3 separate regions of the Homo sapiens genome follow, and all the other regions are linked to region 3. The links are chromatin contacts, found by Hi-C or POLR2A ChIA-PET in ENCODE. All regions are on one chromosome and are shown on one strand. The core of a region is the stretch at or near the end of the contact, and the rest is flanking DNA. Distances in the headings are between cores, read along the strand shown.

What was found. Hi-C counts contacts between places; a loop is a spot of excess contacts on that map. ChIA-PET counts read pairs that join two places held with the same protein, here RNA polymerase II (POLR2A). Pooled maps may share reads with other maps.
Region 1: a map of gastrocnemius medialis shows a loop between it and region 3 (6-fold over the local background). The contact joins two enhancer-like sites. A Hi-C loop is called at or near these places in 24 of 168 maps with a recorded cell type or tissue (GM12878, GM13977, OCI-LY7 and 6 more), 25 of 37 single-sample maps with no recorded cell type and 18 of 50 pooled maps.
Region 2: a pooled map shows a loop between it and region 3 (2.6-fold over the local background). The contact joins two enhancer-like sites. A Hi-C loop is called at or near these places in 1 of 37 single-sample maps with no recorded cell type and 7 of 50 pooled maps. POLR2A ChIA-PET finds 5 or more read pairs at or near these places in 2 of 52 experiments (MCF 10A and activated T-cell).

The regions. Positions count from the first base shown.
Region 1 is chr6:163,707,192-163,710,133 of GRCh38, reverse strand. No RefSeq gene overlaps it. Among named protein-coding and RNA genes, the nearest start is that of QKI, 290 kb to the right of the region's middle. RefSeq lists an enhancer at 1,681-1,800. Within about 2 kb of position 1,403, at least 7 of the 41 ENCODE cell types and tissues checked have a DNase peak (open chromatin) inside an H3K27ac peak, as active enhancers do; they include gastrocnemius medialis, heart right ventricle, left ventricle myocardium inferior and 1 more, where a contact is called at or near this core.
Region 2 is chr6:163,779,819-163,782,855 of GRCh38, reverse strand. No RefSeq gene overlaps it. Among named protein-coding and RNA genes, the nearest start is that of QKI, 370 kb to the right of the region's middle. RefSeq lists an enhancer at 1,295-1,829. Within about 2 kb of position 1,720, at least 6 of the 41 ENCODE cell types and tissues checked have a DNase peak (open chromatin) inside an H3K27ac peak, as active enhancers do.
Region 3 is chr6:163,955,248-163,958,071 of GRCh38, reverse strand. The region is part of intron 4 of LOC105378102 (a long non-coding RNA gene); the gene reads right to left. Among named protein-coding and RNA genes, the nearest start is that of QKI, 540 kb to the right of the region's middle. Within about 2 kb of position 1,276, at least 4 of the 41 ENCODE cell types and tissues checked have a DNase peak (open chromatin) inside an H3K27ac peak, as active enhancers do; they include gastrocnemius medialis, heart right ventricle, left ventricle myocardium inferior and 1 more, where a contact is called at or near this core.

The DNA of each region.
Region 1 (2,942 bases), core at 154-2,653, 250 kb after region 3:
TCCCATCAACTCTGTTATTTCAACAGGACTGGGTCCTGGGACCTGGCAAGGAGAACCAGTGGCCCTGGACTCTAGGTTCTGCCCTGGGCTGCCCAGATCCAGCCAGGAAGAGCCCAGGGTTGGCAGGGGATGAGACGTGGGGGCTCCATTGACTGAGCTGCCTAAGTACACGCTGCTGCCTTCCATCCTGCACCCCTTCCCTGCTTGGCCACAGTCAGAGCCAAACTGGAATGAACTGCACTGAAGAGAGAAGTGGCTGCCTCCCCTCCCTCCCTGGGCCACAGCCCTGGCTTCCTCTCCTACAGGAAGGGAGGTAAAGCCGCTCCTTATGAAGGATGTGGACTCAGGAGGGGCCACACACAAAGGGGAGCCTGTCACATGGGGGGAGCAAGTCAGGATGTTACTAACAATCAAAAGCTTCCTTCAAAGGTTCCTGTTTAATTAAAAATTTCAAAGCGTAGGACTTCCAACCTGCTGGTCTCCCCAGGACACCCTGAGGGTCTCAGGGGAGGGTGCACTCAGACAGATGGTGCCTCCCCACCCTATCAGCCACCCCGGCCTCTCTCCTCAGTATCTCCAATATAGGGTTACCTCTTAGGTGGTCCTAGAGAACATTTTATTCTAGTGGTCACCTGGCTGAATGCACAGACGTCCCCTGGGACATCTTGCTGGCGCAGAGAGGGGGGCCTGAGGATACCATCACGGGCAGGCACCGTTCCCAGGACAGGGAGAGAGGAAGCAGATTCGTGCCCTTTCTTCATGGTGGGCTCATCACTGAACAGAAAGGAAATCACTGTCAGTCACTCCAGCTGCCAACCTGGGTCTCCCTTCTGCTGCTGCTGGGTAGCAGGCAGTTTTGGTGACCCCAGGTCATGCACCCAGGGGGATTTATTGCCAAGGTTCCTGGAGGACATCTGCCCCCACTGTTCCCTTTGGAGCGTCTCAGTAAGAGAACCCGTAATGTCTAAAAATAGTGCATGTCAAACTTCATAAGGTTCTAGAAAGAGGCCTAAGTATAGTTATCCACTAATAAATTAAGCCGATTTTGAGAAAGATTAGCTATAGGGGGCCTTCTCAAGATTTGATTACGAAGATAAAGTGCTGTATTAAAATATTACAGACTATTTGTAAAGCAGTATGGCACATAAAATGAATCTCAAAATAATAGTAAACATTTAAATAGCATGGATCTTTTTGCCTTGTATTTTATAATCATTTTTCAATCCTTATTATACTAAAAGCCCAGGATTCTCATTTTGTGGATATGGGGAAAAAAAAAAAAAAGCAAGTCTAAGCAAATAACAAGAAATCTGGTTTCACAACTCCTAGCCCAGTTAAGTTCTCGGGACAGAATGAGGTCCAACGTGGTCAACAAACATGACATCATGCCACCCACGAGCTGGACACGCGACACCTGGGGCTCCAGCTGGCCATGCAAAAGGGTGAGGTCTCCATCCCTCCTTCCGTGACAAAAGTAAGCTCTCCTTTCTGAAGAGCCCTCAAGCCAGAGACTGAACCCCCAAATAAAAATACAACAGAGGTCAGCTCTGAGAAACCAAAATGACTCATCACCTCACCTCCTGTCCTAAGTCCCTGGCTTCTCACACTCTCCCCTCTTGACTGTGTTTCGAGGCAAGGAAAATACCTATCATTGCCAATTATGGAACCTGTTACCAATGAAGGCCACCTTGGCTGCAAACTTATCTTTGATATGGGACATTCTCCATTGCTTGTGGTGGAGAGAACAGACCCTTTTCCCTTCTATGGTAATATGCCCCAATGGAGGTTTTCCACCACGTGAATAATCTAGACGACAGGTTTTCTGTGTAGCATCTTATGCCAATCTACGTCCCTCGTGCACAGCTTTGGAGAAGGGTCCATAGCTCTGTCTAGAGGCCCGTCCACCCTGAGCCCAGAACATCTCCATCCCTCAGGCGGCCGCCTGCAGCAGTGCAGCTGGAGGAAGTAAGTATTTTAGAGCATGTTTTCATACCTTGCTACTAGAGAAGTGGCAAAGCACTCTTGTTTTTGAGAAGTGATAACCTCTTAGAGATGAAAAAGGAAAAAGCTAAGGGGAAGCACTGAGCTGGGGAAACTCTTACAAATCAAGAATCTTATAGCAGAAGAGTTTTGCTTCTTTTGGAAACTGAATCAGTGTCACTAGTGGAATTACACCCCCGTGGGGGATGGGGGGGCACTGTTGTCTGGCAAACAGTGCAAGTCATTTGTCACACCTAAACACGACTAGGTTACCCTCAGCTACACCGTGTCTCCCACCGTGTGACCTGTGATTTCTTCCTGCTCTCCTTTCCATCTGTGTCCATAAAGACTTGGAGTGAGATCCGGTTTGCTTTTCTGCCTCCTCTGTCCTATTTGCCAGAGAAAACATTCTGGAATTCCTCCCAGGAACCTTCCCCCAGTGGTTTCTGTCCAGCCATCCGCATTCTGTCCTTTGGGGAAATATTTCTCCTACCATTCTGCACCAGCAGGTGTGCTAACGTAAGCCTGTGCACGAGCACCACTTTGCCTGAAGATCACATCTGTCACAGGAGTGTCTGTTCTGTGGACAACACTGAGGAACGCCTCTCTTTCCTCATGCCAAGCCACTAGCCCTCCACAGACACTTTCTAAAAACTGCCACCCACATCACAAATGGCTGCTTTTACTTCTCTCTCTACTCTCCCAGCTCGTTTTAAATGCTCCAGCTTAAATTTATCACATGTCCTCACTGGAGTTTACGGATAGCTTCTAATGTACCCTAATTCTAGAGTTATGGGAGAGAGGAGCAAATAAAGTACAGGATGTGGCTAAACCAATTTGTAAAAGGAAAGGAAAAAAATGCAACCCAGGCAGAAAACAACGGCATTCTTTTCCTATTAAATGTAAAGCAAATATTAAACTCCTGCAAGGATTTTAGAATTTATATCCATACCCATGCATTT
Region 2 (3,037 bases), core at 471-2,970, 180 kb after region 3:
ATCATGAGTTATTTTAGCTTAGGGTTCCCGCCACACCACTGAGATCTACTGCAAACCACTTCCTGAAAATACAGCCAGCCTCTGACTGCTCCTTCATCCCCATCCGCCTTGACTTCCCTTTAAGCAAAGGACTTTGGAGAAGCTCCCTTTTCCCTGAGACAGGACTGTTGGATTCTCCTCTCCCACTGGCACTTACCCCGCCCTGGAGCACCGTGCTGTGGGCATTCAGCACTCACAATGTCCCCGCCCACACATTCCTGAATGCAGGTTTGACTTCCCATGCACTCCTTTACTTACTGAGCTTACTTACTTACAGGTTACTCTTATCTCAGTTTCTCCAAAGCTGGGGTGCGTGGGGGGTGTTTTCCTTGATCTCCTTCTTGCTTGTATATGATTTCTTTTTATTTTTTTTCTTTTTTTGAGACAGAGTCTCGCTCTGTTGCCCAGGCTGGAGTGCAGTGGTGCTATCTTGGCTCACTGTAACCTCTGCCTCCCGGGTTCAAGTGATTCTCCTTCCTCAGCCTCCCGAGTAGCTCGGATTTCAGGCGTGCACCACCACACCCAGCTAATTTTTGTATTTTCAGTAGAGACGGGGTTTCTCCATGTTGGTCAGGCTGGTCTCAAACTCCTGACCTCAGGTGATCCACCTGCCTCAGCCTCCCAAAGTGCTGGGATTACAGGCATGAGCCACTGTGCCCGGCCACTTGTACACGATTTCTCAAAGAAGAGGAGGCAACACCTTCTTTACACCATCCCCTGAATTGGGGAAGTCACCTTATCCTCCTCATAGGTCTTTTGGAAAATCATTATCTAACATAGATAACTATTCTTTCATTCGACCAATACATGGTTAGAGCTTGCTGAATATTCACTGCTGTACTAAGTGCTATGGATATTGCCTGACGAAGTGGGAGGCTAGAAGATTTGACATTATGGATTTGTTTATTTATTTATTTATGTTTTTTTTTTTTTTTTTTTTTGAGACGGAGTCTCACTCTGTTGCCCAGACTGGAGTGCAGTGGCACGATCCCTGCTCACTGCAATTTCTGCCTCCTGGACTCAAGCAATTCTCCTGCCTCAGCCTCCTGAGTAGCTGGGACTACAGGAGTGCGCCACCACTCCTGGCTAATTTTTGTATTTTTAGTAGAGACAGGGTTTCACCATGTTGGCCAGGCTGGTCTCGAACTCCTGATCTCAGATGATCCACCTGCCTCAGCCTCCCAAAGTGCTAGGATTACAGGTGTGAGCCACCGTGCCCAACCTGGATTTATTTTAAAAGAAACAATATGAAAGCTATGCTTGTGGCACCTCAGATGGGAGTAGAGGACTATTTAGGGGGGCTGCTTTTAGCTGGTAAAGGCCCAAATGCCAAGAGACATTTAGATTGGGGTCCAGAGTTATGACCCCATAGACATCGGCAGCTGAATTTTAACAAATCCACAGATGATCAAAATTCTGTCCTGGAGCCAGCAATTTACTCTGGTTGGAAATGTAAGCCCCAGGCAGCAGCTGTTTTTGACCCTCACCCTGGCATGGAGTCTTTCTCACAAATGGCCCTCACAGCTGGGAGTTTCAAACAGTCTATTCTTTCAAAGCAGTTGTTCCCTAAAGCATTTGTCCTGTCTGCCCAGGATTTTCCAGAGCCCGGGACCAACGTTACTGGAGTCAGCCTGTTGTTCCACACCGAAGCACAGGCCAGCTGCCCACCCAGGGCTGGCAGTGAATCTGAGGCCGAGCCCAAATGGTATCAACTTACTTGCAGCTGTCCTTACCAGAAGCCCAATAGGCCCTCAGCATAATTCCCCTACGTGTTTAAAAAAAAAAAATCTTTCTATGCTGTGGTGAGAAGACTCATAGACTCTGCTTTCTTCTGCACAGCTCTGACAGCAGGGAGGTAAACTCGATGTCCAAAGAGATGATGCAAAATTGATTTCTCATTAAAGTAGAAATTTTAAACTTAAACAGGGAAATATCATCCTTTTACAAAATACTGCTTATTTAGGGATCTGGATAACTTGCATGTATCAAGAATTCTCCTACATTGGTATTTCCACAGTGGGGACAGTGGTTGAATCGCTAGAAGTTACAAATATTCCTCTTTCAAAAGCAAAGAAACAGGGTGATTGATTACCTCAGGTGGGAAAAGAGCAACACAAGGCTATTATGCAAGTGTTTTTGGTCAATCAGCTGTTTCAACACAAAGGGAGAGAGAAGTTCTTGATTAGGTGAGCCCTGATAATTAAGGGTGACCTTCACTGAGGGAAATTTATTCAATTTATCAATAGTTAATAATGAAAAGTCATCTCACCTGAAAAGGATGCATCATAAGCAAAATGGGGCTCTTCAAGGAACTTGTCTAAATAGGAAATACTATTTTCACTTAAGTTTAATTTGATGACAACCATATAATAATATACTTTTTTTGTTTAATATTCATGCATGTGGGTTTTTTGCAGACTCTTAGAAGATTATTTTCTGAGTATTAGCTTCTCAATCTCAAACTTCTTAAAGGTTAAACCAATGGTGATGAAGACTCTCTCTGTCAAATCTCTTTCTCAGTTAAAAAGAAAAAAAAAAACATCCAAGGTGTTTAAGAGAGTCACTGAACTTCATGAATGCATTTAAAGCCAAAAAAAAAAAATCCATGCATGCAACAGAAAAGATTAGAGATTCTGAAGGCACTTAAAATTGTTTATAAAATTTACAGATAATCTGAGGAAAAGTATTCTTATCGAAGTCAACTCAGCTTAGGGTCCTAGTTTCCAAGACACATAAAGCACAAGCATAGATAAATGCAATGTGTCATTCTGAATGATTTGTTTTCTCTTTTCTTTTCAAGTAAACTGAAAACTTGCTGATACCTGCAGCCCAGCTTTCTTTTATTCCCACTGCATGCCCTAACACAAAACTACACATGCTCGTCTAGCGAGTGGATAACAGAAGAAAAATATTATCTACCTGGGCACTCATTATGATGATTAACAAGTGTAACTTCTTTACTCCTCACAACAATCCTCTAAGATGCATAACTGTGTCT
Region 3 (2,824 bases), core at 27-2,526:
TTCTACACGGAGAACTGTTTCTTACATTTAGTTGATACAGTAAGAAGTAACCAGCTACAGAGAAATCACAAGATCTGGATTAGACCAGAACATTTGTTTATTAAAATGTAATTTAAGTAATCAGAACCTTGTGAATGTTTCAAACTGGAAACCCTAGAAAATCTAAGTTTTCTCATGAGATATTTTCTAGTAAACACTTCCATTGCCCAGTCACACCTATAAAGTGAGTATGCACCTGTGTATGATCCCATAAGAGCACTTTTAAAGTAACAAAACCACTATAATATGAAGAGTAATATGATAATTTCCTTTTCAAACACTGATTTTATGAGAAGCGCTTGATCCCAAAATACCTGTATGAGACCAGCTCACTCTTTCCTACATAGAATCAATACTTTATTGGCCTATAAATCTAAGATGCATATAATTCTTAAGTCTTCTTTTCAAACACTGCTAACTGTTAAAGTATGTCCATTAAAACTAAGGAAAAATCATTTTTATAAAATATGGATGAACCTATGTCTAAACGAAGATATTCATAAAGATAGCACAAAAAATGAGCCAAGACTCAAATGAATAAAAACTTCCCTGACTATCCAAGTGCCAAGCATTGTGTCTCTCAGCATTAGAATATTAAGAAATAGCCTTCCCGCAGTTGTATGTACAGTGGTATAATTAGAATAAAATTGAAGTATTCTTTGAAACAGAAGCCTTAGAAAAATGAGTGAAGAACATCAGTGGATTTCCTAAACTGATATTCTGCGAAGCACTCTTCCAAAAACATTAATAAATGTGCCACAAAATAAATGCCCATGGTCAAACAAGTTTAGGAAAAACTCTGTTGTACAAAATGCACTTTTCATATTAAAGGCACTGAGAAGTTCTGCAACAAAGAATCATGTTTAATTGTATTTAATCCACCATTTCCAAAATTTGAAATGAGAAAATATAATACCCACCCCACTGCTGGCATACCTTTTATTAACCAAAAGAATCATTTCTTAGGAAATTCTAATTTGAGAAACAATAGATCGTTTAAAGAGATCTGGTATTTGCCTTTCTTACCCAAACTTTCAAAAGGAAAGGAAGTGTATTGAAAAAATAATTTGAGGTTTTATTGACTCATGCTGTCAGTCGAATGCTTTCTGTCCATTTTTTTCACGAATTGGGTATATTCCAGCCTCCTGGTCTCCCAGCCTTGGGGAGTGACCTTCCGTTTCCAGGGGAAATACAGGTGCCCAGAACTTCCAGCAGGGGGCTCTGTCCGCTAGCACTGACTGTGAAGGACTCAAAGCTGGTTCAAGGTTAAGATGGCTCAACAAGTGACGAGCCAGAAATGTCATCTGGCCACTAGGACGCCGCATTATGAAAGTGTGATCATGGTTCAAGAACGTTGCCATGAGGAAAATCTGTGCACGGAATTACTATTATTAGGTTTTATCGTGTGTGCATTTTCAAACATAGTAAGACAGCCCAAAAGGGAAAAAGTAGAACAAGCCAAAAAGTATTTTAAAAAAATAATTATCCAATTATAGGGCTCCTGTTGAAAATATTAAAAGAACTTAAAAGTTTCCCTACATGGTTGACAACTCAAGTATGCCCACTTTCTATCAAAAATAATGCAGAAAATACAAAATGCGAGAGAAAAGTTGAAAATAAATGGAAATAAACTACTTCCATTGAAACAAGGGACAAATATAACTCTTCAGAAATAATGTCTGCAAATGAGAGAAGCACATTGTTTTGAGGAAGCTGTATTTTGATGATGTTCACCCCTATAATCTGGATTATTTTTTCTTAAACTCTTTCTTCCATATCCCCAACATCCACCTTCTCCAGAAGGGATCAAACCAAAGCAAAAACGTGCTGTAAAAGATTTACAAATTAAATTGCTAAAGAATGGAAAATACTTGATTTAAGGTGAAAGCCGCACCACTTTAGCCAGAAGAGTTGGAAAGATGACAAATAAAGTGGCCAAGCAAGAAGATCAAAGGTGCAAAATAGACTTAATGGACACACACAGCTTTCTGCCCTTCCTTTAGTTGCCAGGGATGGTGGCTTATTGAAGGCATACGTAGTATTCCCACTGGGAGAGAAATGTGCAGCATGACAGGTGCAAGTGGCTAGTAAATTACGGCATTTGCAGGAGAGAGGAACACTTTATTCCCTCCCAAGCCTTAGGAGAGTGTATACATAACACACCCCTCATGGGTAAGACAATCAAACGTGGCCATTCTCTTGTTGAAATGCCACAACTATCTCTATAAATAATCCAAAAGAGAAAAGCAAATAGACCACACACTGATTTTCATGTACTCATGTGTTGCTTCTGAGAACATGATTACTTTTATCCTATGTTTTGATCTTACTAAGGATCAATGTTATATAAAGGTGTTATTTCCACATAGCCAGTACTTTTATGTACTTTTCATTTTCCCCAGGAAAGCTACTATTGGAATGGGTACATGATGTACACTGTAAAGTTTTGGCAGGAGGCAGAATTGCAGGGGGATACAATGTAATGTACGTAAATGATAATACCAAGCATTTGCGCTTAGATTGGGTCTCAGTCTTTTCATTGGAAATGTGACTTCAGGGAAGAGAAGCTGAAGAATGTCCATTCCTCTGGGCATACCTCATGCAAGCAAGGCTCTGCAGACCATGTGGTGACTATTTCTAGCAGCTAATGATGAGGATCGGGGTGGAATAACAGAGCTCTGACTAAAGGGGAGAGGCGGAGCCCCAAGACGCATTCACAGAGCCACTTGCCACTCACCCATCCCATAGCTGACCAAGCCCCGCCTGGAGGGCTTTGAGACAAAAT